2 separate regions of the Homo sapiens genome follow, and region 1 is linked to region 2. A link is an interaction called in ENCODE POLR2A ChIA-PET data of the cell type or tissue named here. Cell type or tissue: endothelial cell of umbilical vein. All regions are shown on one strand. Region 1 overlaps DNMT3A (DNA methyltransferase 3 alpha). Region 2 overlaps CENPO (centromere protein O).

What was found. Peaks named below come from ENCODE experiments on the same cell type or tissue, not always from the same donor. Only the 100,000 strongest peaks of a DNase experiment are listed, where the experiment ranks them.
Region 1: POLR2A ChIA-PET joins it to region 2 with 7 read pairs; 3 of 35 experiments call an interaction of 5 or more read pairs at or near these places.

Annotation. Positions count from the first base shown.
Region 1 is chr2:25,266,755-25,270,754 of GRCh38, forward strand. All of the region lies in intron 6 of DNMT3A (DNA methyltransferase 3 alpha), which reads right to left. Among named protein-coding and RNA genes, the nearest start is that of MIR1301, 60 kb to the right of the region's middle. RefSeq lists an enhancer at 3,211-3,801. In endothelial cell of umbilical vein, no CTCF peak of the experiment used is centred here; no DNase peak of the experiment used is centred here; H3K27ac peaks cover 500 bases.
Region 2 is chr2:24,813,348-24,817,347 of GRCh38, forward strand. It overlaps CENPO (centromere protein O), which reads left to right. Exons shown (of 8, transcript NM_001322101.2): 4 at 1,029-1,146; 5 at 2,150-2,409; 6 at 3,299-3,470. Among named protein-coding and RNA genes, the nearest start is that of CENPO, 22 kb to the left of the region's middle. In endothelial cell of umbilical vein, no CTCF peak of the experiment used is centred here; a DNase peak (open chromatin) is centred at 3,764; H3K27ac peaks cover 999 bases.

The sequences.
Region 1 (4,000 bases), 450 kb after region 2:
TATTTTCCCACCCATTTGACTAGCAAAATATTGATGTTGGCAAAGGTCTTCTCATACCCTGTTCACAGAAGCATAAATTGGAGTGCCCTTTTTAGAGGGCAGTTTGGCAGATGTCATAAAATGTAAAATGCACATTCCCTTCAGCTAGGCCTTTTTCTTTCTAGGTATCTGTCTTAGAGAAACAGATGCACAAAGAGGTATGACTAAGGATGTTCACCGCTGCAATGCTAAACAGTAAAATATCATAAACAACATAAATGGCCACCAATAACAGAATGGCTAAATAAAACCATGGGAATCCACATGGTGGAATATAATAGTAATTACGTGGCTAGATTGCACAGACTTATTGGAAGTCAAAAACCAAGCTGTAAAATGAAACTACAGTGTGGTTCCATTTGTGTAAAAAGAACAGGAAAAAAAGAACCCCTGAAGCAAAATTATATATTTACACGCATACACACGGATAGGAAAAAATCATGACGTTACACCAAACTGATAGCATCAAGTATTTCTGGTGAAGGAATTAAATTTTCAGGCCAGGTGTGGTGGCTCATGCCTGTAATCCCAGTACTTTGGGAGGTGGAGGCAAAAGGACTGCTTGAGCCCAGGAGTTCAAAGCCAGCCTGGTCAACATAAGGAGACCCCCATCTCTACAAAAAATTTAAAAATTAGCCAAGTGTGGTGGCACATGCCTGTGGTCCCAGCTACTCAGGAGGCTTAGGTGGGAGGATCACCTGAGCCAAGAAGTTGAGGCTGCAGTGAGCCATGATCATGCCATTGTACTCCAGCCTGGCCAATGGAGCAGGACCCTGTCTCAAAATAAAATTTTGGGGTGGCAAGTTTGGGCGGACTTTTTCACAAGAATGTATTTGTGTAATACTTATGTAATTTAAAATACTTTCTAAAAAATTATAAAGTTCCTATTATATGCTAGCTCTGTGCTAGGAGCTTTAAATGTTGTGTGTTGTCCACACAACTCTGAGATAAGAATTGTTCATTCATTCAGCACACTTTCACCCTGCACCTCCCACATGCCAGCCCTGGGGGCAGGGGGTGCCCAGAATGCCTGTATTGAACGAGCTTAAATGCAGAAATGGGTAGAGGCAGAAAACAAGCTGGCGAGTGCTGCTGTCATGGAGATGCAGAGTACAGCCAAGTCCATCCACAGAGGAGGAACCTCAGCTGGGGTACAGGGTAAGTGATGCCTAAGGTCCCACACCCAGTAAGTGGGACCTTTCTTAAGGCAGTATTTGAACTTGCCTCCAAAGGTCGCAGTAAACAGCAGCCAACCCTTAAGGTCCATGAAGGCTCTGCTATCTGCTGGGCAGCCCTGGGCGGAGGGAGTGGGTTGTATCTCAGTGTGGCGAGGGAAGGGAGGAGAGACTATGATGTTCCAGTCACAGATGTTTCATTATCACTATTCAATATTATTAAGCATCTAATAAGTATAAGGATGCATGAGTCAAGGGTCCCTACCTTCAGGTCGGAAGCAGGAAAGAGACCAGATCCTAGAACAATAGGACATGGTACCCGCTGCCTAGACGGAATTTAGAATCCGGCTGGGGTGAAGAGATTAATGAGCGAGTCATGCCATCAATGTGCTGTAACTGAGTCCTAAAACCACCAGCCGCGACACAAACTGGAGTGAGTGGCTTCCCAGGCGAGATGACCGCCCAGCTACTGACCCTGGGTCTCTGTGCTCATCTGCCTTGCAGAGCTACAGGGAGGGCTAATGAAGCGAGAGGCCCTTCCTAACCCTCAAGCCCTCCATCAGAGTGCATTTTGCTCTGAGAATTAGAAGGAAGAGGAGCTAAGGGAGTGCCTTCCTTTGGGAGGAGGAACTGCCCTACCCTGCCCTCCCCACAGCCCTGGCCAGCTCTGCCAGGCCAAGGAAGGTTCTCCTCAGCTCAGAAGCCTGGTGAGAATGGCAGGAATACAGGATGGAGGAGACTCTGGCCCCCCTTTACCCATGGAGGCTGTCCATACCAGTCCCCATGCCATCCTCCAGGTACACCTGTCAGCACCCCTGGAAAAACCACCTCGAAATCAAGTGTGTGGGCCCTTGTCATGGTGGAAATCTAAGATCTCATGTTCCCAGAGAAGTGGTCCCACATTCACCTACCTCCCAACTGCTTAGCCAGCCAGCAGGTATTCACTGGGCCTGTTCTCCCTGCCCATTGCATTAGGCCAGACAGAGGAAGATGTGATCAACACATAAGAAACAGTGAAAAATACCCTGATGAAATATGATTGAGTGCTAAGTAATATTAACCGTAAGGACAGTCTGAGTGCAGTGGCTCATGCCTGTAATTCCAGTACTTTGGGAGGCCAAAGCAGGCGGATCACTTGGGGTCAGGAGTTCGAGACCAGCCAGGTCAACATAGCAAAACCCCATCTCTACTTAAAATATAAAAATTAGCTGGGTGTGGTGGTGCGTGCCTGTAATTCCAGCTACTGGGAAGGCTGAGGCGAGGCACGAGAATCACTTGAACCTGGGAGGTGGAGGTTGCAGTGAGCCAAGAGACTGCACCACTGCACCCCAGCCTGGGAGACAGAGTGAAACTGTCTCAGACAAACAAACAAACCCCAGTGAGGGTTACAGGGATTCAGGGAAGGGAAGAGGTCATTGTGGACTGGAGAAATCTTGGAAACCTTCCTGGAGGAGGCAGCAGCTCTTGGCCTCAACCCTGAAGAATGGACTGGGGAAATCACAGCAGGAACGATGACAGGAAGGAAGGAAGGAGCATGGCAATGTCCCTTCCTAGGGGACACCCTTCTATTAGAGGACTGTAGTGAAAGTGGGGTGGGCTGATTGTGGAGGTCGAAGGGTTGAAGACTTGAGAAATAGCCAGAGGGTATCTGACATGATGGGGGAGACAATGGGGAGCCATTGGAGGTTCTATGGCAGGGTGTGATCATGATTAAAACAGAGCTTAGTCCTTACAGGACTAGTAAGCAGGTGAAGGAACAGCAACAGGAGATGGAACAGACAGAAGACAACAACTTCCTTCCCAGCTCCAGCAGGAATTCTCACTTCAGCCTCAGGGACTGCAGAAATGTCTCATTTTCCCCGTTCACTTATTTTCCATTTCTTTCATTTTGTGACATTCTGAGTCGTCTTAAATCTTGGGGGAGGGAAAGCCTGAAGGGGGTAATCTGGGAGAGGCTCACTCAGTAACTGTGGTCCAACAAGGGTGGGCAAGGAGAAGGAAGTTAAGCTGGGGAGTGCGTTCCCAGGGAAGAAGCCCCCCAGGTGGGGCACACAGCCTAGGGGAAGGGCTGGTGCAGCCTGGGGTCTGGTGGCAGCTCCTCCTTCTGGCCCCTGCCCCACCTTCCAGCCACATTTCCTAGCTGCTTTCTGCCCACACCCGCTGTGCACCACCACAACAAACTCCCATTCCTGAAAAGCCCAAGTGTCTTGTGCCTCGAGAGGTATGTGCCTGCTGTATTCCTCCCTCTGAAATGCCTTCCTCAGCCCTCCCCTAAATTCCAGTTCAACCGTCAAAAGCCAGAAGCCACCCCTGCTGATGCGTAGATGACCCCAGGCAGCATTCGTCTACGCCCCATTCAGGGCAGCTCTTTCTGCAGGTGCTATGAGCCCTCATCCTATCATGGGAAAACTAGGAATCCTCTATGCCTCTGGTAGTCCCAGTATCTTACATGTCACTCAGCTGTGGAGGCTTCTGGAAACCGGCTCAGTAAAGGTGCCCTGAATGAAAGGTTGCAGGCGTTGCATTCTGAGATTAGGAAGCGCTGGCTGGCCCTTCAAGTGATATTGCCTGGGGAACAGCTGGAGCTGGGTCCTGAAGGCTGGGTGGTTTGTCAGGAGGGGAGGTGCCTTTTTTGGGAGGAGGAGGGTACTTGGATCTAGGAGGGTGGGTAAGGGGTCAGTGGATCAACACTGGCAGAGGGTGGGGGGTGGAGATCTGGGGATGCAGCTAACAGAGGTTGCCGCTTGAGATCAGCTGAAGGAGGTGGGGAGGAACCTGCAGCGGCC
Region 2 (4,000 bases):
TCACCTTTATTCAGTTGAGGTGGTCTATTTCCGGTTTCCCTTACTCCTAGGGCTTAGCTTTTTTTAGGACCTTCAGTTGAAAGTTTGGGAGTGTGTTGGAGATGGGTCTATTAAGGCTCCTGTTCCCTGGCAGGCCCTGAAATCCACATTTTGTTCTAGCAAAATCTCTGCTTGGCTTTTTCCCCTTTAGCAGCTTCTTTCCGTTTGGTTTCTCAGTCCCCAGTCACACCTGTGCAGCTTAGGAATTAGCAAATGCCGGGAGGGAAGATTGCAAGCAGAACGTTGAGTTCCTGTTTCTATGGAATCTTGGCCCGTAGAAAGTCTGCTTTGATACCATTAATGTCCAGTGTTTGTTCCGGATGAGACTGCTGCGGAGTCTAGTTTATGCCTTTCTATGTGGCCCAGTGTGCCTTGCATATGAATAAGGAAATGCTCTGAGGCCAGAGGCTGCAGGGAAGCCAGCTCAGAGCATTTGTCAGTACTCTCCAATCCTGGCTATTTGGATCCTTCTGGAATGCCTTCAAACCATTTGCTCTCTTTGCTTGCTTGTTTCTTTTTGGTATTTTATCCAGCTTGCATAGTTGTTCTCAGAGGGCGGGTCAGCCTGGTACCTTCTGCTGGGCCATAGCTAGCAGCGTAAGCCTTGGAGCCCTGGCACTTGAAACCCCACACTGTCCAAGCACAACTTACCCAGCCTTGCCTCTTCACAGCCACCTGTTGTGTCCACCCTGTGCTTAGCCTAGACTTTCCACACAACCTTTTCTTGCTGCTCTCTCAGTCCTGTCCATTCCCATCAAAAATCGAATTGTTCTTCAGACCTGTACAGTCTCCACTTCTGATTCCTGGCATTGTGACCCATGAGATTCTTCCTCTGCAGTGAATTCATAGCAATAACTGACCGGCCACTGTAGCATTTCTTGATGTATTATATCATGTGCCTTGTATTTAGCTTTCATCCAGTTGGGGGAGGGCGGGGATGTTGTAGTGTACCTCTTTGTACCAAGATTGATTTGCTGCATATCTTGCAGGTGAAAGCATGTATTGCCAATGTAGAACCCAACCAAACAGTGGAGATCAATGAGCAAGAAGCATTGGAAGAGAAATTGGAAAATGTGAAAGCCATTCTGCAGGCATATCATTTTACAGGTTTTGTTTGTTTTTTTAACCTAATTTAGTCTGGGTCTGCCTCTAGTGAGTTAGTTTGCTAGATGTGTTATCAGTCCTGGAATTATTTCATAATTTATAGTATTTTACACCCTCTGCCCTCATCACTCACACACACACACACACACAGACACACACACAGCTGACGTGCTATTTGTAGGCCTATCTTCACCTACAAGATTGACTGGCCCCTTTGTACAGCAGCTCAGTTGGTGGCTGGCTTATTCCACTCATCTTAACAGTTCGTCATGTGCCAGACCTTGTACTAGAACTGTCTTTACTGCTGGCTTGTTTTCTGCCACTAGTGAAATAGTTTGAACTTTCCAAGTCTCCGTTTCACCGTAAATAGGGATTTATTCTCCCATCTATGCCACAAGATAGTTGTGGGAAGAACTGGGGACTCTGACAAATTACTTCACACTCAGAAATAAAGAATAGCTATAAATTAAATTTTTGGCCTTGCTTATGCCTGTAATCCCATCACTTTGGGAGGCTGAGGCAGGATTACTTGAGTCCAGGAGTTCGAGACCAGCCTGGGCAACATAGCAAGACCTCATCTCTACTAAAAATTTAAAAATGAGCCAGGTGAGGTGGCATGCGCTTGTGGTCCCAGCTGTTTGGGAGGCTGAGATGGGAGGATCATTTAAGCCCAGGAAGTTGAGGTTGCAGTGAGCTGAGATCGTGCCACCGCACTCCAGCCTGGGTGACAGAGTGAAACCCTATCTCAAAAAAAAAAAAAAAAAAATTTCTCAATAGTTTGACATTTAGGTTGTTTTTTCATTTTTACCATTCTTCCATGGTTTTAACAACTCAGTCTCAAAGTGAGCCGGAGCCAAGGGGAAGAATGAGCCTATGATACTCATTGAACAAACATTTGTGTACAAAGTGTACATATTCTAGGCACTGTGGAAGCTACTGGAGGCACAGATGAGTAAGACATCACCTTGGCCTGCTGTCTATTGAGGTGTCTTCTTGTTTGCCTCAGGCCTCAGTGGTAAACTGACCAGCCGAGGAGTTTGTGTCTGCATCAGTACTGCTTTTGAGGGGAACCTATTGGATTCCTATTTTGTGGACCTTGTCATACAGAAACCACTCCGGATACATCACCATTCAGTCCCAGTCTTCATTCCCCTGGAAGAGATAGCTGCAAAATATTTACAGACCAACATCCAGCACTTCCTGTTCAGTCTCTGCGAGTACCTGAATGCTTACTCTGGGAGGAAGTACCAGGCAGACCGGCTTCAGGTATCTCTCTGGGATGTTATATGCCTCATCCGTGGGCCCAAGATCAACTTAAAAGGGGGATGTTTTTTGTATTTTCAGTGTTTCCTAACTGTGAGTTAGAAGTTTGACCGTTACCTTTCCGATGCTTGTTTCTTATTTATATAAAAGCACTATCCCACCCTCTTTTCTTTTGAAACTCTGGATGGCGTTGAAGCCTGGGTACTGGTTAAAGGATTATGCACCCCTGAATGGTGGTCTTCAAGCTTTTATCGTAAGATTGTACAGAGTGCAGTTGCTATACTTTTGATCCATCAGGGATTTATGGCGTGCCTACTATGTACCATACCGAGTGCCTTGCTGAACCTTGGGTATAGATCTCATTAGAGAAGAAAGGTTTCTGCAGTGCCATGGAACAATGCTGTCCATCTTCCCCTAAACTCTAGCCTACCTTTTTGGGTTGCAGTTGAGCTAAGGTTGGGTGAAAAAAGTAGATAGGAAATTAATGCAAATAGGCTGTAAGTGCCTCCTACAAGCTTAGCATTTCCCCCTCTATGGATTTGGAGTAACTCTGAAGCTCTCAGCTGTAGATTTAACTTAAATTGAAATGTGGATGCAGTCATGAAGCATCTTAGCCGTGTAACGTCAGTGAAGTTTCTGCAGAAACAGTCTCTTGCGAAGCTGTACCCCTGGCCATTTAGGCCTATAGGCCTTTCCAGGCTGCCAGTGACTCTTAGTTATCTTAGGCATCTTTTTCATTAGTCCTTTTTTCAGACCTTTTTCTGTCCCTCATTTATTTCTCTGAAATGTAATCGATGGGCCTCTTTTTGGTTGACGTAATTGAAGGGTCAGTAAACACCACCTTTGGAACTGCAGTCATCCTCTACTTCGTTTTGTTCCTCACCCCTCTTAGAGTGACTTTGCAGCCCTCCTGACTGGGCCCTTGCAGAGAAACCCACTGTGTAACTTGCTGTCATTTACTTACAAACTGGATCCAGGGGGTCAGTCCTTCCCGTTCTGTGCTAGATTGCTGTATAAGGACCTCACAGCAACTCTTCCCACTGACGTCACCGTGACATGTCAAGGTAAGAAGGGTGCCTCAGTGCAGAAATTCTCATATCCCAGTTTATTTGAGTGAAACAGGGAAAATAGGTAGAATCCATGAAGTAGACCTCTTGAGACACTTTCTCTGTTTATATACTGTACATTACTCAGACCGGTAAGATAGAACATTCTTGTTTCTACCAGTCTTTTCCTTCCTCTTTGTAAATGGTAAACATGATTGTCCCCATTTTCCCTTCTCCTTTGCCCACCCACCTCAGCAGTGTTCTCGCAGCCTATGATTTGTTTTCACTGGGGGCCCTGCTTCAGGAAAGACACCTAATGATAAGGCTGAGTCATGGGTCAGTTATGGTGGATGGAGCCAGAAGACTCATTTCACTGTGAAGACAAATGGACATGACACGTCAGCACACACTTACTCCTCCCTACGGAGCAGTCTCTAAATGGAAATCCTTCCAGACTGGCTGAGAGAGAGATTTTTTGGTGAACCTGTTTCAGTTAAATGTGACATGGGCAATAATGAAAAATTGGGTGAAATGTTTTTAGGAGGCAG